Linked DNA regions of Mus musculus: all the other regions are linked to region 3. Evidence: chromatin loops called from intact Hi-C (ENCODE). Cell type or tissue: left cerebral cortex. All regions are shown on one strand.

The links. A loop is a pair of places that touch in the nucleus more often than their neighbours do. Peaks named below come from ENCODE experiments on the same cell type or tissue, not always from the same donor. Only the 100,000 strongest peaks of a DNase experiment are listed, where the experiment ranks them.
Region 1: a loop joins it to region 3, with 7 times the contacts of the local background. A loop is called at or near these places in 9 of 42 quality-filtered maps.
Region 2: it touches region 3 in a loop (3-fold over the local background); 10 of 42 quality-filtered maps call a loop at or near these places.

The regions. Positions count from the first base shown.
Region 1 is chr15:38,621,041-38,629,040 of GRCm38, reverse strand. No RefSeq gene overlaps it. Among named protein-coding and RNA genes, the nearest start is that of 1100001I12Rik, 23 kb to the left of the region's middle. In left cerebral cortex, CTCF peaks have their summits at 1,578 (motif pointing right) and 6,918 (motif pointing right); a DNase peak (open chromatin) is centred at 1,507.
Region 2 is chr15:39,109,223-39,117,222 of GRCm38, reverse strand. It overlaps Slc25a32 (solute carrier family 25, member 32), which reads left to right and starts at 4,507. Exons shown (of 7, transcript NM_172402.3): 1 at 4,507-4,875. The coding sequence starts at 4,722. Dcaf13 (DDB1 and CUL4 associated factor 13) reads right to left here and starts at 4,349. Exons shown (of 11, transcript NM_198606.2): 1 at 4,172-4,349. The coding sequence starts at 4,241. In left cerebral cortex, no CTCF peak of the experiment used is centred here; a DNase peak (open chromatin) is centred at 4,420; H3K4me3 peaks cover 2,049 bases; H3K27ac peaks cover 1,016 bases.
Region 3 is chr15:38,514,804-38,522,803 of GRCm38, reverse strand. Azin1 (antizyme inhibitor 1) reads left to right here and starts at 3,538. Exons shown (of 12, transcript NM_018745.5): 1 at 3,538-3,895. In left cerebral cortex, CTCF peaks have their summits at 3,255 and 4,423; DNase peaks (open chromatin) are centred at 3,386 and 4,459; H3K4me3 peaks cover 2,954 bases; H3K27ac peaks cover 2,509 bases.

The DNA of each region.
Region 1 (8,000 bases), 110 kb before region 3:
TTCAGACAGGGTTTCTCTGTGTAGCCCTGGCTGTCCTGGAACTCACTCTGTAGACCAGGCTGGCCTCAAACTCAGAAATCCACCTGTCTCTGCCTCCCAAATGCTGGGATTAAAGGCGTGGGCCACCACCGCCCAGCTTGAAGTTCAGAGCTTTAACATTAATCAACAGAGTTCTGATAAATTAGTCTAACTCGGGTAAAGCCTTCCACTACACAATCCACTATCACAATCACAAGTTCAAGATTTTAACTTTCCTTTGGTTGTCTTTTAAGTATAGACTTGAAAGTGTTTCTCTATGTTAGATCTGTATACACCCAGTCTCCTGAAGAGAGGCAGAAGCCCCTCCCCCGCTTTCATGGCTTGTAGTCATACTGTACCCCAGGGACCTAGCTATTGCTTATGCTATCTCCTGCCAGCCTCTGTCCTCAGCATCCCCTCTCTCATTCTTGGCATGCACCCTTCCCTCAGTGCCCTCCTTTTCTCTGCCCTCATGGCTCTGTTCTCATCTGTCTGCCAGTCTATATGCCCACTCATCTCCCTCTACCCTTTACCCAGGTCCTCACTCTTCTCCCCTCCCCTAATAAACCTCCTTTAGACCAGATCTGCTGTGTGGCTTAATTTCCTAGGGCACACCTCGGCATGGGCCTGCCAAAGGTCCACATTATATTTCATAATACACAGCTCTTACTCTGATGGATTGCAACCATTTAAATTATCTAATATTTATACCAGTAAAGACACAGGAAGCATAAACTGAGGTAAAAACCTGATAACTCAGCAAGGTAACTTTATTTTCTGAACTATATACAAAGTATCTACTTACCAGCCTGATTCTCCAACTAAGCTGCTAGCGCTTTAGGAACATCTTTGTATGTCCCCCTACTGAGCTAGTCTGCCTTTCTCTTGAGATTCTCCCAAGCTAGAAGAGCTCCTTAGCTCTCTTTCCTAGAGTTCTGTTTTACCCGTGTCTTGCCATGTGCTTCTCTGTAGTTCCTACAGGCCCACAGAGAGAATCTTCATCCCTTGCCTGGAGCTTCTTCCATAAAGGCTCTTCCAAGCCAAAAGAGGGAGTGAGGTCCAGTTGCTATAAAAGAAGTCTTTAGCTCCTCCTAGACCCTTGGTAGGTTGAACCAAGTCGCCTCACCATTATGGTGGTAGGGGTCCCAAGCCAACACAGTAGGCCAAACCTTTACATGGGGTAGCTCAAAGGCATCCAGCTGACTTTGCCTCAGGTCATAGGAGAAAGACCACAAACCCTCTCCTAAGCATTTGCCTTAAAATAGCTTAAAATAGGCAGGCGCTTTCCAGTCTGTAGCATTGTTATCTATGGAGGCTTTCAGAGGCACACCCAAACTGCATCTCTTCAGGACACGCCTAACTACATCTTACTACACAATATCTATTTAAACTTTTATATTTTGCTAACAATTAAGTTTTCTATGTATAATGATCACATACCCTGCAACAATGGGTTGTAGTGGGAAGCTGGTAAGACAGAGGGGTAAGAGCATGGTCACAAAGGGAACCACATTCATTGTGTACCTGAATGCACTAAATCCAGAGAATTTAATGACTTCCACAAGATGGCAATATTTCGCAGCAATATAGGGAGGAAAACTTTGGAATGATGATATGTCAGTTACTTTTCTGTTGCTCTGATAAATGCTCTGGCAAAACAATTTTCAAGAGAAAAGGTTAATTATGGTTCACAAGTCCCATCAAAGTTGGGAAATCTACAGATCCACAGAGAAGGAGCTTGAAGCAGCTGGTCACAACTGTTGGTGATAGGGGTACAGGAAAGAACCAGGATATGGTTAAGGTCTTTTCTGTAGGAGAGAGAGAGAGAGAGAGAGAGAGAGAGAGAGAGAGAGAGAGAGAGAGAGAGAGAGAGAGAAAGACTGAACATGGCCAGGGTGGCAGAGTGGGAGAGAACAGTGAAGATGGGAGATGGCAAGAGATGGAGATAGAGAATATAGCCAAGGAAAGTAAGAGAACAAGAGAGAGTAAGGTGGAACAAGAGAGGACAGAGTGGGTAGCCAGGTTATAAGGAGGGGGGCCTGTGAGCTTCAGGGAGTTTAGGGGAGGGAGGAGGCCAGAAAGGCTAGGATGCTGGTGTGGACTTGGAAATGTATCACAGGCACTGGTGATGCTGAGGGAGCCTGGAGGCCAGCATGGGCTGTGATAGGCACCACTGTCACCATGTGTCCCTTCTGCCAGAGACCACACCTTCTGGCACATGGGAACCAGTTTCACAAGGAAACTAAGGAACGCTAGCTTTTATCTAACTGCCAGAAATCCTCCTGTAGTCCAGGCTGAGCTCATTTCTGCGCCTTCTGGGGTATTGGGAATTAAGAGTTTCCTTCGCACCTGACAACACTGAATCTACAATCTGGAAGCAGACATTGATTAATGCCTATGTTTAGCTTAATTTTTCACTTATACAGTCTGGGATCCCCTCCAGGGAATGGAGGGTCACCCACTGTGAGTGAGTCTTCTCACCTCAATAAAATCCCACACAGGCAAATTCAGAGAACCACATACTGAGCTAGAGGCCCGTCTCACTTCAAGGCACCCTGTTTTGGAAACAAACAAAAATATCTTTAATTCCAGAAGTCAGGAATACAAATTAGTAATCTTTATATTATTAAAGGTAAAAATATCTTTAATCCCAAAGGCAGGTGGATCCCTGACAGTTAAAGGCCAGCTTGTTTGAGTTCCAGGCCACCCAGGGTTATATAGTGGACCCCCCTCCCCTTCCCCCCCAAAAAAAACCCACCAACCTACCTAAAAGCAAACAAAAAGGAAGAAGAAGGAGGAAAGAGAAGGAGGAAGAACAAAATGGTAATACACTTTTGATCTTACTTTATCCCAAATAAATGTTTGGTAGCACATACACATATATGACAATATTCTTAAGTGTTGATACAGACAGACAGACAGACAGACAGACAGACAGAGGTGTTTTATATATATGTATTTAAGTATGCAATAGAGCCAATTGATTTTGAACTGAAATGTATGAAACAGTAAACACAAGTAAAGCTGTTTTTCCTTCCAGCGCTCTCTTTGAGACCGAGTCTCTCTGTGTAGCCCTGGCTGTCCTCGAACTCTGTTTGTAGAGCAGGCTGGCCTGGAACTCACAGAGACATGCCTGCCTCTGCCTCCAGAGTCCTGGGATTTAAGGTGTGTGGCACCACATCCCTCAAGCTTTTCTTTCTCAACAAATTATCCCAGATTTGTGCTACAGTGATGAAAAGCTAACACCACGTATGTATATATAGAAAGAGACTGAATTTTTAAGATTTAGTTTTAATTATGTGTGTTGGCATCCTCCTAACAGCGACCTAGCAGTAGCTTGAGCCATCATCTATCACCATAACTGCATGCATCACTGCTGGAAATAAAGCATATACGAGGGCTGCTTGCCTCCCCAGTCCTCTTCCTCACCTCCCTCCCCTCCCCTCACTCTCCTCGCTTTCACTCTCTCTCTTTCTCTGCTTCCACATATTCCTGACTGCCATCTCTCTCTCTCTTTCTGTCCTTCTCTATTACCAGTTTCTTTGCCCTCGTGGCTGTCTTCTACCCCTCCTCCAGGTCCCCTTCCTTCCCCCACAATAAACCTCCCTTATACTATGTCTGTCACACTGTGTGATTTCTCAGAGGGACACTTTGGCATGGGCCCAGCAGGTACCACCTAACCATGCCGCTACCGAGTTTATATTTCATAACAATGTGTGTCTGTATGTGGGTTTGTATACATGAGTACAGTACCTGAAAAGCCACGAGAGGCCACTGGATCCCCTGGAGCTGGTGTTATATGGGTCTGACTAAACCAAGCCTGGAAGAAGGAAGTGCTCTGAAACACTGAGCCATCTCTCCAACCCCACCTTAAGATTGCATTTTGCAATTGTGTCTGACTAGATACACTGTTAATGTTTGCTTTTCTTTCTAACTACAAGGAACCATAGGATAACTAGTGTTTAACGCTGAGAAGGAACCAATTATTTTGAAGTTTTCTTGCAGCTTCTGTTCGCTGTACTGATGTTTCTAAAGCTAACTTCTAGCCCTATGAGTAAATATAAGTTATCCTCTGAGGTGAATGCTTTGTTGCTTATGCTGAAAGCCAGGCCACCCCTGAATGAGCATGCTGTGAACTCTGCTGAGACACGGGGGCTGTGCTTGACAAGTCTTACACAGGCAGACAGCACTGCACTACCCAGGTGCTATGTAGACATTGATTCATTCAACTTTATTACACCAGAGAGCACAAGAGAGCCAGGACCAATGACACAAGTGCAGAAATTCCTCCACTGAGACAAAAGACTACATTTTAGCCAGGTCAGGAGGCAGAGGCAGGTGGATCTCTGTGAGTTCGAAGCCAGACTCATCTACAAAGCAAGAACCAGGACAGCCAGAGCTGTTACACAGAGAAACCCTGTCTTGAAAAAGAAAAGGCAAAATAAAACAAAACAAACAAACCTTTTTACTCTGTGCTTCTTATGTTCCAGGCTGGAGGCTACTAAAGCAGGGACTGGAAACAATATACATGAAAAAAATATAAACCCAGGCAGGGTCTACATTTTTGGAGAGGTGGCTTAATGGTTAAGAGCACTTGTTGCTCTCGAAGAGGACCACAACCATCCAAAGTTTCAGTTCCAAGGGATCTAACTCACTCTTCTGACCATCAAGGATGCAAAGCACATGCATGGTACACATATGTACATGCAGACAAAACACCCACATATATAAAATAAATATAATTTAAATAAATAAATAAATAACTCAGGCTGGAGAGATGGCTCAGCAGTTAAGAGCACTGGCTGCTTGCTGTTCCAGAAGTCCTGAGTTTAACTCCCCGCAAACACTTGATGGCTCACAACCATCTGTAATGGGATCTGATGCCCTCTTCTGGTGTGTTTGAAGACAGCTACAGTGTACTTACATATAAAATAAAGAAATCTAAAAAAAAAAAAAAATCAAAACCCATCCTTTGCTACAGTGGAATGATAAAAACCCTCAAACATTCTTACATTCTTATCCAAAATTCCCTGTGTTTTAGTTATTTGTTAATCTTCTATTTACCAAACTTCTAGAGTTTGTGCTGTCTGTAATTTTCTACCCCATTTGCAGAATGTTCTTGGTCTTTATGAGAACAAGAACAGAGTACAGCTGCCTGTTTGTTAATACGAACAGTCACGAACCGAGGTTACAGTGGGAAGCCACAGAAATCATGAATTAGCTTTTCGTCTTTATCAGTAAATGTTAATGAAGCCTGGTCCAGTGGAACCTGCTGGTAAGTGAAGGAGAAAGGTGGAAGAACTGGGACTCAAGGACTTATGCACACTGTTGGGGGTGGGGGTGGAGTTAATGGAGGCAGCTTGTTGCTGTGCGTGGTTAAATTCTGTATCCCAAGGTCTAGTTGGCTCAGGGCAAGTGAACTTTTACAAATACCAGCTTTTGTAGTTGTGCAAGCTTTACTCCTTAATTTAAAACAATTATTTAATAAAGGTGCCTACAGCTTGTAACAGGGCTGAACAGAGGTAGGTTAGGCGGGGCTTCAGTTGCTGGTCTTGGGGTCTGAGGCAGAGATAGGAGGAGAAGAGGGCAGAGAAGAAGGAAGAGGTTGCCATGGGGTAGATGTATCGTGAGAGCATGGCCATGAGGGCCTGCCTGTTGGAGTAGAAGTGGCTCATGCAGAACACGTGATATCTCGGGGTTACTGACAGGGAAGTAGACAAAGCAGCACAGAGGGCTGATACCTGCCCAGCTCTGGTGCTTTAAGGCTTATTAGAAATATAAAGGTTTGTGTCTTTTATTTCAGAACTAAATGATCTAAGGTAAATAATATTTACCGGAACAGCAGATTTTATGGAAAATGTGAAGTCCTTCTCACCAGAAAACAAAACAACAACAACAACAAAACTACCACCACCACCACCAACAACAAAAGAATCACCACATAATCTGACAACCCTGCTACTGTATCCGCATCCAGAGGAAATCAAATCAGTGTACAAAAGCCATCTGGGTGCCCATGTTTACCGAAGAACAATTCACAATAGTAAAGAAAGCACGCAACCATCCAAGAGTCCGTCGTGGATGGAGAAAAGGCGGTACATATCCGCCACAGAATCCTCCTTAGCCTGGAAAGGATGAGACCGCCATTGGAACACCATACACCGCTCTAGAGATCATTGATTGTGGGGAGCCGCCCTCACATTTGCCATTATAAGATGGCGCTGACAGCTGTGTTCTAAGTGGTAAACATAATCTGCACACGTGCAGGGGCAGTTTTCCCGCCATGTGTTCTGCCTTTCTTGTGATGACAACTGGGCCGATGGGCTGCAGCCAATCAGGGAGTAATACGTCCTAGGCGGAGGATAATTCTCCTTAAAAGGGACGGGGTTTTGCTATTCTCTCTCTTGTTCTTGCTTTTTCTCTCTCTTGCTTTCTCTTCTCTTGCTTTCTTGTTCTTTTTCTCTCTCTTGCTCTTGCTTTCTTGCTCTTTTTCTCTCTCTTGCTCTTGCTTTCTTGCTCTTGTTCTTTTTCTTGCTCTTGCTCTTCTTGCTCTCTGGCTCCTGAAGATGTAAGGAATAAAGCTTTTGCCGCAGAAGATTCCGGTTTGCTGCGTTCTTCCTGGCCGGTCGCGAGAACGCGTGTAAGAATTGACAAATGAAATCAGCCAAGTCCAGAAAGACAAGGACTGGTTTGATCTCCTGGAAGGGACAATAATGGTAGTTACGAGTGTGGGGTGCAGTGGGGAGGTAGCGGGGGCTAAGCCACAGTAAACAGGAGTATAAAGTCCTAGTGTGCGGCAGCACAGTAGGGCAACTACAGATAACGATGATGTGCTATAGTTTTCTTTTTTAAAGATTTATTCACTTATTTTATCTAAATACATTGTTGCTCTCCTCAGACACACCAGAAGAGGGCATCGGGTCCCATTACAGAACGTTGTGAGCCACCATGTGGTTGGTGGGAATTGAACTCAGGACCTCTGAGTAGAAGAAAATATTTCCTGGGGCCACAGATGTCAATCTTGCCTACATAACAAGTTTGAGACCAGTCCGGGCTTATTGGCTATTTTTATGCTGCTGTGATAAAATATCATGACCAAGGAAGGCACCTTGTGGGAAAGGAGAGGCAAGGATCTGTCACAGCAGGGAGTCGTGGAGGCAAGCAGTGCCTCAGTGGTGAAGACCCAAGTTCAGTTCTGAGCACCCACCTCACCGTAATCCAGCTCTGAGGACTTCCTCTGGACTCTGAGGGGGCTTGCACTCAAATGTAACTTTCAAATGCACCCACATGATTAAAAGCTAAAAACCTCTTTATTCATAAAAACGTAGACGTGCTTGGCCTGATTTAAGTATTATATAATGTATAATCTAAATATTACATAATAAATAATTAATTTTTAAAATTTAAAGCAGAGTCTCACTAAGTTGCCCAGTTTAGCCGCTATCCTTCTGCTTCTGTCTCAAAGGGAGCTGAAGTTACAGACATATCTCACTGTGTTCAACTTCTAATACATATCATTTTTATGGCTTTTCATGCTTGTTTTGTTTTGCTTTGTTTGTTAGCTGTTTGAGACAGGGTCTCAACTGGTCCCATACTCGCAGGGATCTGCTTGCCTCTGCCTCCCAAGCCCTGGGATTAAAGGTGTGTGCCACCCTGCCTGGGTGGGGTTTTGTATGGGAGGCAGGGGACTGAACCCAGAACCTTGTGCATGCGAGGCAAGCACTCTGCTCATTGAGCTACATCCTTAGCACCTTTCCCTCACTTCTGGGTTGTTTCTGTTTGAGGTGGAGTCTCGGACTGGCCTCAAACTCACAGTACTCCTCCTGCCTCAGCCTCCAGAATTCTTGGGTCTGGGCCTCGCTGTCTGGTTTGTTTGGGTTTTGGATTTGAACTTAGGGCTCTTACTACATTGTTCATCCTAGCCTTGAATTCCTGGACTCAAACAATTCTGCCCCAGCATCTGAGGTATATGTGGCTATAGA
Region 2 (8,000 bases), 590 kb before region 3:
GGTGACTGCAGTCATGGTGACCCTCTCACTGGTTTAGTTCATATAGTGCTGAACAAAGTGAGAACTGACTACACCTGGCAAAACTAAGCAGATCCGGGGATAGGAAAGCTGTTCACACTGACATCAACAGCTCTTGAGCTGGCAATATTTATTTAGTACATTTACTTTTCGGTCATTTCCATCAGGTTTGCAAAAGCTATTTTTAAAGTGTGTTTAGAAATGTTTGATCTCCTGTGATATCAACAGCTGTTTCTCCAACTGATACTTTAATAATTAAAAGAAGGTAGGTCATGCTGTTTCCAAAAATTTTCTTGTAGACAAACTACATCATCATTAATAAACAACATGTTCAGTACAAGAGTTTTTAACTAGAAAACACATTTCCAAGCATGGATTTTCAAAAGAATCTCTGAACAGCACAGTTTTTTGTTTTTTTTTAAAGCAATTTCCTCACTTATCATTAAAATGGACTTGGAAAAGCTGCACTGGTGCTACAAACCTTTAATCCCAGTGCTCTTGAGGCAGAGGCAGGTGCATTTGTAGAAGCTTAAGGCCAGTGGTCCATACAGAAAATTCCAGTCTAGACAGAGGACTGAAGCTCTGAGGGCCAGCAGAAAGAATGGAAACAGGCAACCTAGGGAGGTAAGGGGTGGGAGGACCCTCTAGAATGTACCAGAGACCTGGGAGGTGAGAGATTCTCAGGACTCAAAGGGAGGGACCTTAGACGAAATGCCCTATGATGGAGAGAGGGAACTATGATGGAGAAAGTCTACCTCCAGTAAAAAGACAGGGCATCAAGTTGAGGGATGGGGTTGCCATCCCACAGTCAAAAACTCCTACCCAGAATTGCTCCTGCCTAAAAGAACTACAGGAAGAAAAATGGAGAAAAGCCTGAGGAAAAGGAGGTCCAGTGACAGGCCCAAATTGAGATCCAGCTCAGGGGGAAGCCCCAAGGCCTGACACTATTACTGATGCTATGGTGTGCTTACAAACAAGGGCCTATCATGATTGCTCTCCAAAAGCCCCAACAAACAGCTGAAAGAGTCACATGCAGATATTTACACCCAACCAATGGACAGAAGTTGGTGACCCCTGTGTTTGAATTAGGGAAAAGCTGGAAGGAGCTGAGGAGGGCGACCCCATAAGAAAACCAGCAGTATCAACTAACCTGGACCCCTGAGATCTCTCAGACACTGAGCCACCAACCAGGCAGCATACACTAGCGATATGAGGCCCCCAACACATATAGAGCAGAGGACTGCTGGGTCTGGACTCAGTCAGAGAAGATGCACCTAACACTGCAGAGGCTTGGGCCCCAGGGAGTAGGGAGGTCTGATGGGGTTGGGGTGGAGCAGCGACATCCTCTTGCAGAGGAGGCAGGGTGTGGGATGTTGGAGGGTGGGCTGGGAGGGGGATGAAGTCTGGACTGTAAAAAAAGATTAAAGAATAAAAAACAAAAACACACCTGTCTCAAAAACAAATAAAAGGGGGAAAAGAACTTGGAATAGATTATATACTTTATTTTCTTTTAAAAGTCAAAAGAGAAAGCATGCTATTTAATATTCATAACTACAGAAAAGCTTAACAATTTCAGAAACAATTCATAGTTAGGTCATTCTTAGAACTTTGCCATAATTAAGTCAAGGTACTTCTGCTACAACAAATGTTTTTACAATCTTACCTTTCCTTCTATAAATCACTATACCACACAACAGATGTAGGCTGTAATATACTACACTATTCTAAAGGCAGAAGCCAGTCCCCCCTTGTCAACACTATTCTTCCCCGGAAACACAACATACGGCTGAAATGAGGCTGTAAGTTCATTAGATATCACATAAACAGGTATTAGAGGGCCATGTTTGTCTGTAAACAGGGTCCACTATGTATCCCTGGCTGGCCTGGAACTCACTATGTAGACCAGGCTAGGCTGGAACTCAGAGATCTGTCTGCCTCTGTCTCTGGAGTACTGGAATTAAAGGCTTGAACCACCAAGCTTGGTTCAGTTGGGTTGTTTGTTTGTTTGTTTTTAAAGATAGAAAATCCACACTGATGTTCTAACTGTATCCCTGTATTGTAATGTAGCATCTAAACACCTACTTGTAGAGGTAGAGAACTAAGTTCAAGCCCCCTTATGGTCTTCTATAATTCAGTCTCGCTGTCTCATCAGCTTCGGGTACTTCCTGGAGCTCAGCTCAAGCACCTTCACTCCCTGTCACCTAACCCACCTTGCATTTCCTCCTATGCAGCAGCCTTTCTAGCAGGACTTAACCTTCACCCACATCTACCCAAACCTCACACCCCTTGAAAATATTCATTTTATCTTCTAAATCATAATCGCTGTATCCACTTCCAACTTCCCTCATCTAGTCACACAGAAGCAACTAACACTAGTGCAGCACCTGCCATACATCATAAGCGCTGGGTATGATAGCTTAAAACTCATATAAAACCACATATATTTGTGTAAGGTGCTCTTACACATTAACTAGACACATCAGAACTATCGAGGATATTTCAACAATAAAGCTTCACCAGTACTTACCCAGAATTTAAATCCTGCAGAAAACTTACAAGGAAATAACACTAAATAAAATATAACAGATGTGTTTCTTGCTTTATATTTTAAAGCACTCCAAAAATTTTATTTTCTGTTTTGCTATTATATTTCTATTATAAAAATAAAAATAGCCGGGTGGTGGTGGCGGCGCACGCCTTTAGTCCCAGCACTTGGGAGGCGGAGGCAGGTGGATTTCTGAGTTCCGAGGCCAGCTTGGTCTACAAAGTGAGTTCCAGGACAGCCAGGGCTATACAGAGAAACCCTGTCTCGAGAAAAACGAAAAAACAAAAACAAAACAACACAAATAAATAAATAAATAAAAATAGGGAGATACTGTTGAAAAAAGATGTTACTATAAAGTAGAGTTGTATCTCCTAGCATAAGATTCTGTGTCCCAGCTGTCACCCATTCATTCATTCATTCCGATACTTACAAAGTAGCTATTTATGTGAGTTATTGTCTAAACACTGCATATAGGAATAGGATTCTTTCCTCTCTTTTCAAGCTGATAGGAAAGCCTGCTAATCAGCATGAACCATGAGATAATGTGATAAGCACTGACAAATCCAAACAATGTGTACTGAAAACACAGAAGAGGACACTGATGCGCAGGATGGAGGGCACTTGTAGGGATAAGTATGTAAAGATACGTACATAAGTATAGCTCCAAGACAAAGCCTGAAATGCACCCACATTGGCAAGGGTAACGTAAGCCACTGTCTTAGTTAGGGTTTTACTGCTGTGAGCAGACACCACGACCAAGGCAACTCTTATAAGGACAACATTTAGTTGGGGCTGGCTTACAGGTTCAGAGGTTCAGTCCATTATCATCAAGGTGAGAACATGGTAAAATCTAGGCAGGCATGGTGCAGGAGGAGCTGAGAGTTGTTCTACAGCTTCATCTGAAGGCTGCTAGGAGAATACTTTCTGCTAGGCAGCTAGGACTAGGGTATTAAAGCTCTCACCCACAGTGACACACCTACTCCAACAAGGCCACTCCCTGGGCCAAGCACTATAAACCATGACAGCTCCATCCAGCAATGCACTGTTTGGTGAAAGTGGAAGAAAAAAAAAAGTAATGAGGTTCAAAGATTCAAAATAATTAACGTCAAACTCTGGGGACAAATCTACTTTTCATTTAAGAAATATTACCAAAAAAAAAAAAAAGAAAAGAAATTATTACCATGTAAAACACCTTGGGAGCTGGGGGGGGGGGCCATATACCACACGTTAGCAATGCTAGGGGGAGGAGAGAGAACCTTTAGTAACGCAGACAGGGTTTCTCTCTGTAGCCCCGGCTGTCCTGGAACTCACTCTGTAGACCAGGCTGGCCTTGAACTCAGAAATCCGCCTGCCTCTGCCTCCCAAGTGCTGGGATTAAAGGCGTGTATACGTAACTACTTCCCACTAGAGGAAAATTCTCACAAAGGACGTAGAGGTATGTGCCATCTGCAGTTCTGATCCTCACCAGCCCCGTGTGGACGCAGCCGCCTAGGCGGAGAGGGAAACCGAGACCAGAGCGCTGGCCTCCCGCCCCTTTTACTGCTCGAAAGCTGGCCAGACCCAAAGAATCCGGGAGGAGGCCCCTTCCTCTGTTCCAGTTCCTCTCACCTCTTTGTATGTCCAGCTTGGTTTCGCGGACATAGTTGTCAGGGTTTCGGCTCAGCATTTTCACCTTCATCTTGGCGGCTCTGGGTGTCGGACTCCACGAGCCTTTAAACCGGGCTCGACTTACCGGGGCCAGCACGCAGACACACTACTTCCGCCTTCCGCGGGCTTCCTGTCACGTGGCTCCGCAGAGTGGCAGCCGGATGGCTCAGCTGGACCTCGCGGCGTTCCGTAGTCTCTCCGGCTAGGAGCTGGAGGGGGCGGTCCTTCAGCTGTCGCTCGCGTCTTGACCCGAGGGCGAGCGCGCGCAGCTGTGGGCGGGGCCAGGCCTGCTGGGCGGGGCTAAGCAAGCTCCGCTCTGAGGTTTCTCCTACTCCCCGCTTTGCCGCGGGTGTGACTTGCCTGCAGCAGCGTCCCGGGCTCCGGTCCCGGAAGTGGGCTCGCGTCCTGCGGTTCCAGGCCCCGGGCCGCGACAGTCGCCACGGTGGCGGCCACTACATCACGCCCCACGTCGGCGGCGCTGGACGCCGTAGTGTCGACGAACCCGGAGCCCATGACAGGCCAGGGCCAGTCGGCTGCCGGGTCGGCGGCGTGGAGCGCGGTGTTCCGCCACGTCCGGTACGAGAACCTGGTGGCTGGCGTGAGTGGCGGGGTCTTGTCCAACCTGGCGCTGCACCCGCTCGACCTCGTGAAGATCCGCTTCGCTGGTAAGAGCCTGCCCACGTCCCGGGCGGCTTCCCTTGCTGCCAGCCCCAGCGAAGCACTTACACGCAGAAGAGACATTAGTCTCCCCAGACTCTACTACAAGGGGGAGAGCCCCTAAGATGATGCTGTGCACCCTGCGTTACCTGGAGCTAGGATTTAGGAAGGGGACCCCGGCTTTCCCTGTGTCTCCTAACCATAAAGGATAGGGAAAGTGGGTGAAGTTTGAGAGAAAGGAGGTTGTCACATTTGACCCTCATGTTCACGAGTCATTCACTCTTTGGGGTAATTTGAAGTCTTAGGGCAGCCACGTGTTTGGCTGTATAAAGTCAGACGAAAGTACAAGTGTGTGAGCCGGTGCTTTGTCACCTTCGGAGAGTAAGGTCATAGTTTGGGATTAAAATATTCACTAAAGTTTCTTTAGTTTGCAGTATTTAAAAATATGCATTGTCTGGTGAAGGAAGGAGGAGCTTCTACACTCTAAATAACTGTATTAAAGTGTGAATTAAGTATATGGAAATTAGCACGGCATTTTAGGAATTAATACCAAGTTGCATTACATAGGTGAGCCTTGGTAACTATTTAGAAACCATTTCTGTTATTTCATTTATTACAAACTAAATTTTTCCAGAAAATCAAATCTTTAGAGATGGATTTAGTAGAGCATTCTAATTTTATTCGATTTACTTGATGTATGTGTCTTAATGTTGAACAGTGGAGTCGAACTAAGAAGTACCAACAGTTTCTTATCGTTAGGAAACTTAAAAATGTAATTACCCTAAGATATATAAAAGGATTCTACACAACATGAAATCAGTTGCTAAGTAGAATAAATTCAAATACAAAATAAGAGCACAAATAGGCTATATAAAAAGACTATATAAGGAAAGCTGGGGCTGGAGAGATGACTTAGCCTTTCCACAGGACCCACATTGAGTTCTCAGCACCCACTTTGAGCAGGTGGCTCCCAACTGTCTATAATTCTGGCTTCAAGGAAACCTAACATCTCTGGACTCTGCCAGCACATGCACATACCCACCCAGGGGCACATATGAAATATGAAATGATAAAGTAAATATTAAAAAAATAAACATAGGTGGCTTGTATGTATCTGTAAAGGTTCCATATTAAAGTCCTCAACAGGATTAATATTTTGACAGCTAGAGGAGACAAGACATTCCGTGGTGGAGAATGTGTGGTACCTGTGGAGTGTATTCTAGAAAAGACACCGCAGAGAAATAATTCCATGGAGTTTGATATGCAACTATAAATAATTGTTATAATAGTTGCAAACATTGATAACTAACTTTGATTGAATGTATAATAGGCATTTATTATGACCTTTATGAAGCTGATAATGGTAGGGGTTGAGTAAGTTGTCCAAGTCACAAGATGGTAAATAGCAATCTGAGGTTTGGGTTCAGCACTTTCACTCTGAAACTACCCTGCACTTACCCTCTCCCCGTAGCACCTCTAAGTCCCTGCTAACAGTGACTTGAATGTGAATAGATAGTCTTGGACTTCTTGAGATGAAGGTCTGTGGCTTGGTGTCCCTCTGACACAGCTTTCTCTAGGAGCAGAAGATGAGGCGCTGAAACTGAGGGTTGGCCAGGTTGGGATTTGGACAGTGCTACAGAGCTGACTAGTTTGAGGAAAGGCAGTTCTTGGTACCTGAGAAGATTCATTACCTTAGCGTGAGAAGAGTATTGGAAACTTGTAGGGTAGATAAAGTGGTTAGTTACAGAATAAGGGATTAAGGGTAGATAGTAACTCCTAGTTGAAGTCCTTCCCACAGCAGAGCAAGCGTGTGTAGTGGTAAAGCCGGCAGTTTGACTGAATGGCGAAAGGAAGAACTGAGGAAGATGAACAGTGAAAGGTTGTGTCGGTGTTTTAGTTAGGGTTTCTATTGCTGAGATAACACACCATGACGAAAGCACCCTGGGAAGGAAAGGGTTCATTCCTTATAGCTTTCTCATCCATCATCCAAGGAAGTCAGGGCAGAAACTCAAGGCAGCAGCCTGGAGGAGGAGCTGATGCAGAGACTGGAGGAGTGCTGCTTACTGGCTTACTCCTCATGGCTTGCTCACCTGCTTCTTGTGTAACTAAGACTTCTTGCAGCGGGGGTAGAATTGGGGGCGGCATCCCCACCTCCACACTGTGGGCTGGGCTCATCCCTACTAGTAGTCAAGAAAATGTTCTAAACTTGCCTGCAGGCCATCTGGATGAAGGCACTTTCTCAACTGAGGTTCCTCTTCCCAAATAACTCTAGCTGTGCTGAGCTGACATAAACCAATACAGTCATCAATAGGCATCAGTACTGAATAATGCCGACATTTTGTGCTTCCATATAATTAAGCCCACTTATTAAAATTACTGTCTAGCAATGGTGAGGAAGGCTAATCCTGAATGCATATGCTGTAAAACCAAACAATTCATTGACTCCTAAGTAAACTGGAGCTCCAGTGTTAACAGTTAAAAAAAAAAAAAGTAAAAATGTTATGTGAGAAAGGTGAAGGAATTCGTTAAGCTTCATATGGGAAGGGCCGTGCTCACTGTGAATTGGTCCTAAGAAAAGTTACAGGGATGCAGAATTAGGCCTGGCAAAGTAGTGGTACCCTCTGCAATGAAACACAAAGCGGCTGAGGCAGATGCTATTGAAAGAGGTTGGGAATGGGCATTGAATAAGCTCAGTGATTGACTGCTACCGTAGGTCTTAGGCACATAGGTCATAAGCTCAAAACCTAGTATCACACACACACACACTCACACACACACACACACACACACACACTCACACACACACACACACACACACACACACACGCTCACACACACACACACACACACACACACACACAAGTAGAGACAAACCATCCACATAGAGCACAAGGGAAGGGGATGTATTAACTAAGTAAGAAACAAGGTCTTCAGGTGTGACCGAGAAAAGGAGGGTAACTAAGCCAGCACATGAAACACTTTCTCCTGGGATGGTGGGACTACATAGTTTTTAAAGCCAGTGTACTTGTTGCTGTTCTTCAAAAAGAATTTAAAACTTAATGTCTTCTGTCTTGGCTCCTTCAATATACCAACTTTTTTGTTCAGTTACTGCCTCCTGGAATCTTTCAGTGTT
Region 3 (8,000 bases):
ACCTTTATAATATTTTCTGCCCAAGTCCACTCTCCCTAGCACTTTTCTAGGTATTCTGCTCAACTTCTATCTTATCAGTGCAACATTTCAATTTTGTCTATAATAAAGGCTCCCAAGTTCACACCAAAGGGCTCTACAGTTCGTCATTTCCAGGGGACCACCTGAATTTGGGTTTCTTTCTTTTGAAAGGGGAGGCACTCTCATCATCCAGGCTGAACTAGAATGTTCTACAATGTATGGCAATCTTTCTGCTTTTTACTCCCTCTCCCCTCAGTGCTAGGATTACAGGCATGTACCATCACATATGTTTAGGGGTTTTTGGAGGGGGAGGGTGGGAGTGAGTATCACTATTGTTGAGAGTTAGGGTCTTTTTTTGTTTGTTTTGGGTTGTTTTTGTTTTTGTTTTTGTTTTTGTTTTTTTGTTTTTCGAGACAGGGTTTCTCTGTGTAGGCCTGGCTGTCCTGGAACTCACTCTGTAGACCAGGCTGGCCTCGAACTCAGAAATCTGCCTGCCTCTGCCTCCCAAGTGCTGGGATTAAAGGCGTGCACCACCACGCCCGGCGTTTTGGCTTTTGTTTTTTTTTTTGTTTTTTTGTTTTGTTTTGTTTTGTTTTGTTTTGTTTTTTTTGAGACAGTGTCTCTGTACAGTCCTGGCTGTCCTGGAACTCACTCTGTAGACCAGGCTGACCTCGAACTCAGAAATCCACCTGCCTCTGCCTCCCAAGTGCTAGGATTAAAAGCGTGCACCACCACGCTCAGCTGGGAGTTAGGGTCTTACTGTGTAGACTTGGCTGGCCTCCTGCCTCTGCTTCCCCAGTCCTGGGATTATATGCATGCATCAACATGCTGAATTTCTTAGTAAGATTGTGCTTATTTCTGCCAAACCATCTATCTTCTTCTTTGCAATCCACTAAATAATCTTTTAAAACATCTCTCGGTGTGTGGTGGAATACTACTGTAATTCCAGCAATAGGGAGGCAGCGTCCGGATGACTGGGAGGCCTGGGCTACATAGTTAGACCATGAATCAAAAAAACTAGCAGCATATCATATGTATTTAGTCATATGTATATGACATTATCAGTACGATATTCAATATTGTCCCTATTTAAAATGTTTCTAGAATGAAGGGTAAGTTCTAATTCCTTATCAATCCCTCCCTAATAGAACTTTTTATTTAATCTCCTTTGCAAACATGCCTCTAGAGTGGAACGGGAAAGCCACTCCCAGTTCTCCAGCCCACCCATTTCTGCCCTTTCTTTCATCTGCTTCCTTTGACAGAATCCTGTTTCCCTGGAACATAGACCCTAGATTCACTCTGAACTGTTTCCTGAGAACTTTTCTCTCAGATGAAGTTATTTCTTCCTTCTACTTGGTTCCTTACAGCATTTACCTTGTTATCTGTCAACAATTTGGTTATTTTACGAACATTCCATTTCTCCTGCTAGACTGCAAACAAAATGTCAAATGGTGTGTTCATGTGGGCAAGAGCCTCCTTGGGAAGTTGCTGCAGTTTAAATGGATCAGAACTTAACAAAAGTGTTAGAGACTGAGCACAGTGGATCATAACTTCACATCCCAGAACTCTAGAGGTCAAGACTGACATGAATTCAAGGCCAGCACGGGCAATATATTAACTTCCTATCTCAAAAAAGGAAAAGGGGAGGGGAGAGAGGGATGGAGAGGGAGGAGGTAAGAGAAAGCTAAGATATGTCAAGAAAAATAGGGGAAACAAAAACCAGAAACTGAGCTCACAGTTCCCAACTTGTAATACTCTCTACCTCTGAAACATTCTGGCCTTACCAAATCTGCAAGAGCTCTTCCTTTCTTTCTGCCTTGGTGATTTATTAATTACTGTACCGATTACAAGATAAATGGAGTGAAAGAATGTGAAGGAGAGAGGGTTCAGGGTCTTACTTTAAAAGATCTTACGTTGAAGGGGCATCATAAATAGGGTAATACACGACTGTAATCTCAATCCCCTTAAATTGAGGCAGGAGACTTGCTATTTGGAGGTCAGTTTCAGCTACAGAGAAGTGCCCTGTCTGCCTGTCCCTCCCCTTCATTGTGCTGAGTCTGGAGTTGCAAAGATTTAGCAGGCTAGGACTGACTGCTAGTGATAAAATGGCCTTTGGTTTTTCCTTTTTCCAGACAGGGTTTCACTACGTGTAGCTCAAGCTGTCTAGAAACCAGGCTAACTTTGAACTCAAGAGATCCATCAGCTTCTGCCTTCTTATGCTGGGATTAAAGGCATGCACCACCTCATCCAGCTAGAAAAAGGATTTTAAATATAAGGGGAGGGGGGAGGCTACATCCGTCATTTTACTTTAGTAATAAAAGTTTATTAAATAATAGAGAATAGAGAAAAAACGGCCGGGCAGTAGTGGCGCACGCCTTTAATCCCAGCACTTGGGAGGCAGAGGCAGGCAGATTTCTGAGTTCGAGGCCAGTCTGGTCTACAGAGTGAGTTCCAGGACAGCCAGGGCTATACAGAGAAACCCTGTCTCGAAAAACTGAAGAAAAACAAAACAAAACAAACAAGATTAGAGAGAAACCCTGGTGTGGTGGCACGTGCCTTTAGCAGGAGCACCTAGGAGCACCTATATACCAGGCAGAGTTCAAGGCTAGCCTGGTATATAGAGGGAGTTCCAGGACAGCTTGGGTTGCACAGAGAAAGCCTTTCTGGAGAAACAAAACAAAAGAATAAAAAAAAAGAATGACTTCAAACGAGAAATGCAGAGGATTAAAGAGATGTGCCTTTAAGTCATGTAACTTCAGCAACACTGGCCCCGCTTTAATAGGGCTGGGTCTGACTGCATCAACCCTTTTTGAAAATGAAGACAAAGAAAGAAAAGCCACATTTAAAAAAAAAATCTACTGCACCATATTGCAACATGCGAACACGGAGGAACATTCTGGTACGATCAAAGCCTCAGTAACCACACCGGACTGGTTCTTGCTGGCCACGGGGAACTCATTTTCATAACGGAGCTCCGCAACCCATGGAGAGGCGGGAACCTCTCCCTCGGAATACAGTCCCCGGGCATAGTATACAGTTGTTACATAAACTAGTGCACCGAGAAAGCCCCGTGATGGCGCACACCCTCCTCTCCTAAAATACTGGAGTCGGTAAGCCGAGGACCCAGGACGGTCCCGAAGGCTGCCGTCAGCATGGACTAGCTGCCGGCTCACAAAGCGGATCGTTGGCTGCTAGCGTGGCGCGCAGGCGCCGCAAGGGCGAGGGCGCGATCCGCGATCCGCTGGGCCGCGCGCCCTCTGCCCCGCCTACGAAACTAGCAGCCCGCTGGGGAGCGGCTGCAGCGCGAGGGCGGGAAGCGAGCGCCGGGCCAGCACCTGCCAGGCCCGGTGGTCCCGCCCTTCGGCCCCCTAACTGCACAAGGCTGTCCTTCCCCTTCCGCCCCTCCCACATTCCCCGGCGGCACAGGCCCCACCCCCGTCGTGCGGCCGACCGGCCGTCTGTGACGTCAGCAGCCCCCGCCCCCCTGAGTATAAATACTGGCGTCTCTGGCACCGCCTTCCCACACTCTCTGGCTCAACTCTCGCCGCGGTGTTTCCGTTTTTCTCTCTGGTTGTCTCCTGCTCTGCTCTTCTCATCCTTCTCGCTCTGCTGCTCTGCGGAGTGACGAGGCTGAATCCTCTCCCCACCCAGTTCGCGCCTTTCTTCTTTTTCTCGCGCCGCTCCATTTCTCCAGTTCGGCTGCCGCCGCCACTGCTGCTCAGCTGGTGTCGGTGCCGCGCGTTTCCCCCACGTCGTCCCCGCAGCCTATGGCCCAGGCCGCCTTGGGTATTTCTGCTCAAGGTAACCACATCCCTCTTTAAAAATTCCGCCGAAAAAGAGAAGACGCTTTACCCGACTCTTTGGGCCGTTATCTCACGTGAGTACCGGACTTAGGGGCGCGGGAGGGTCCGGCGCCTGGGCTGGGCCACGCCGCCCTCGGTGTCCCCGCAGTGCCCCGCAGCCGGCGGCCTCGAACATGGCGGCCGGCGGCGTGTGTGGCGGCTGCCGGTGGCCCGGGCGGCGGCCGGCGCCTCGCGACCCAGGGCGGCAGCCGACAGCCGCGGTTGAGCGAGGGGGCGTGTGCGCGTGGGGCCGCGCTCGGGGGCAGGCTGGCGGTGGTCGCTGTTCCCTCTCGGCGGCATGCGGCCCCCACCCCACTCCCGTGGTGCATTGCTGTTTCCGGGGAGGGGGTCCGGCGGCAGCCTGGAGGGCTGGGGGTCCCATCGCCCTCTCCCTGTCTCAGTGCCTGCAGGGGGTTGTGGTGCGGAGTGGACGGGCTGCGGCGGCCGGGGCTCCGGGTTATGAATGGAGCGGGGCGGGCCTCGAGCCGGCATCTGGTGACAGCTGGGAGGAGGCTGGATTCTTGCGGGCGGGAGAGGGGGTGCGGAGTGCGCGCTCCCCCTCTGGCGGTGGAAAGTTGACCTCACTCGGGGCCGGCGGCGGGGAAGCCCCGGTGTCAAGTAGCAAGCGAATAGGCCTTTGGCCCTTTCTGGAAACCTCGGCGCTGCTGACCCGCCCCTGCGGCTCTCCTGATTGGGCCAAGTCGCTTTCACTTACCCCAGTCACCTCCTGAAGCCTGGAGATTAGTCACCATGGCTTCGTTTTCTGGTCCTAGCTGTGATCGCGGGGCAGAAAGAGGGCGAAGGGTAGGTTGATGCGGCTTATCAAGGACTCTGTTGGCTGCCAGCGGTTAGTAGTGTTTAAACGTTTTATGGTATTAAGTATCATGAACGTGTGTTACTGGCTGAACGAAGCAAGCAGTTTACACTGTTTACAGCCTCAGGATGTTTGAACAGATTGAACTCAGTTTTGTGGTGGATATCTTAGGTTGTTCTTGTCCTGTGGTGTTTTACCATTAATATATGCACAGCCTGGGTGAGAGCTGATTAACTTCCTCAGGAAAGGACTATGAGAACTAGGCCCGACAGGAAAGCAAGCTTGGTACCAATAAGCCCCGAGGAATTCACAGGTAATAAGTAGGAAAGGGTGTTTACATAAAACTGTAGGTTATAAAGATAAATGAGTAATCAATTTATTTCTCTAATGTTTTAGTATGATTCCCAACAATGAACTCAGAGTGGTACCTTCAATTTAGATTCCGCAGCTAACATTTTACTCTACTTACCTTCCAGCCATCTTACTAATTCTGCATTACGGACATCAAAATGCTTCATAGCTCTAACTTGAGTATTTCCATACATTAAATACAGTCCCATTCTCTAATTTTTAGAAATTGGCAGTAAAATTCTCATTATTTATTTGTACTGTTTGATTAGATTTTGTTGTTTGTTTGAGACAGGACCTCACTTTGTAGCCCAGACTTGAGTCTGATTTTCCTTCCTCATCAGCCTGGTGCTAGGACTCCAGGCTCAGGACAAGTTTGGCTTGTATTTAGTACGTTTTAGCAAAGTGATGCCAGGTGTTGTTACACCTGTAATCCCAGGAAGTTCTTGAAGCTAGCTATGGTCACATAAAGCAAAATCCTGTGTGCAAAGAGAGGAGAAAGAACTTTATAATCTACATCTAGGTCAAGACAGAACATTAACATCCTCATCTAGCCCTCCTGACAGGTCACAGCAGTTCTTGTGAGGCCCATCTAGCCTTCCTTTTTTTTTTTTTTTTTAAATCAAGGGACTTAAATGGAATCAATTGATATGCATGCTTTTGTGCAAAAGGCTTTTATTTAGCATATTTTATATGTTAATAAATTGTTTCTGGTAGTCCATTGTGTGTATATGTATATGCCTGATTTTAAAAAACTTTGCCGGGCAGTTGTGCATTCCTTTAATCCCAGCACTTGGGGCAAGGCAGATCTATGAGTTTGAGAACAGCCAGGGCTGTACAGAGAAATCCTGTCTAAAAAAAACAAACAAACAAAAAAAAAACAATTTTTTTTTGGAAAATCTGCAAAGATAGCAGAAACATTTGTAAAGATATTTCGAAGAGGAAAACAATTTTGAGGAGTGTCAAGGTGGAGCTAGATTTGTGGTTGGTCAAGTGATTGCCTAGAATCTCCAGCCCTGGGTTTGATTTCCAGCACCCTATAAACCAGGTGAGAAGCACTTCTGAGATCCTAATCCTCACATTGATTGTAATCCCAGCATTTGGGAAATGGAGGCAGGATTTCACCTCTTTGGCCCCAGAAGTGTTTAGGGCCAGCCAGCCTAAGGCTGCATGACCTTTCTGCCCATCTCCACCTCCCTCCCAATTTACACAGGTCATTCTAAAGGAGAGTAATTTTTCTTTCCTCTTTCTTCTTTTCTTTTTTTCTTTTTCTTTTTCGCTTATTCTAGACAGTTTCAAAATTGCACAACTATCCTGTAACTCACTCTGTAGTTCCAGCCTGGAACTCAAAGATCTGACTGCCTCTGCCTTTCAAGTGCTGGGATTCAAAGTGTGAGCCACCATTGCTTGGCTAGGAATTTGTTTTTCAGTATTGCCTTTCATCCACATTTCACGTACCCCTTCCTTTATACTATCTCCTCCAGATAAATATTTGCATTTATCCTGTATGTAAATGTCCATCTTACACTGTGCACCACTTTTTGTATCTATTAAATTATCTTTAAAATCAGGGAGCCTTCATTTCCTAGTAGTATCTGTGTTAAATGAAAAGGTTTAGATATTACTGAAGAACATTAGTTGGTGTCTTAAAGTTTAATGCCCTCAGTGTTTCACAGAATTGATCTTGGATTGCCATAAGCAGCAAATAATAGCTGTGAATAAAACAGGGGGAATGTCTTATCCAGGATAATTGTTAACATTCCTTAGGAGAGAGGTAAGAATGAGCTAATTTTCAGCATGGTTGTTTGTTTTTTGTTTTCGAGACAGGGTTTCTCTATGTAGCACTGGCTGTCCTGGTAGACCAGGCTTGCCTCGAACTCAGAAATCTGCCTGCCTCCTGAGTGCTGGGATTAAAGGCATACGCCAGCACCACCCAGCCATGATTTAGTTTTTAAAAATTAGGTGTTTGAGGAAGTAGAAGGTTTTATAGATTAAAACATGGGAATTTAGTTTGGTGAAATGCCTGCATCCATGATGGCCATGGGTTCAATATATAGTACAGTAACAAAGTTGCTAGGTCAGTATATTGTTTAGAATCTGAACGTCATAGTTTTCACAAGTTGTTTTGAGATATCATCTCATAGAGCCTAGACTAGTTTTCAACTCCTTATGTAGGTGAGGCTGGTGTTCAACTCCTGATCTTTCTGCTGTTATTTCTCAAGTGCTGGAGATTACAGCTTTTAACAGTGGTCAGTTTTCCTCACTAAGTAGAACCATTTTTGCTTTGTTTAAAGTTGCCTAGATCCTGTTTAAGTAGGTTATAGAGTACTTCTGAGAACCTACAAACTCTTGACCTTGTATATCGTTTCTAATTTAGTATCTGGTTCCCTTTTTACTACCCCTTCTTAGGAAATATAATAATCAGGATGTAGTACTTTAATAACTACTGAAGCACAAATGATATATTTAGGTTGTATATATAGCACTTTGTAAATTTTAACCCCACTCAGTTAAACCATTATTGAAATGACCATTTCTAAAGCACTAAATGTAGCACTTTTTTTTTTTTTTTTTGGTAGTATGACAAGCTTCACACTCATTTGCTTCTGGTGATAGTAAAATGAAATAGGTCTAGAGGGACTAGATATAAGGAGAAAAGCTATATAGACTTGCTTAGGGCTTTCCCAGTTACTTTCCTTTTGGAGACAGGGGCTAATGTCTCCTAAGTTGGCCTCAGGCTCTTGTTTTTTTATAAAGCATGACCTTGAACTCGTAGTTCCTGGTCTGTTTACACAAATCCTGGGATTACAAAATATGTGTACTACCAGGCCTAACTCTTTAGTATTGTAGTAGGAATTTGCAGCAAAGGATAGTATGAACTTGACCAAATAGTTCCAAGATTTGTGCTAGAATATTTGAGGGTTTTTTGTTTTTGTTTTTGTTTTTTTTTTTTGTCATTTTGACCTTGCTATGTAACC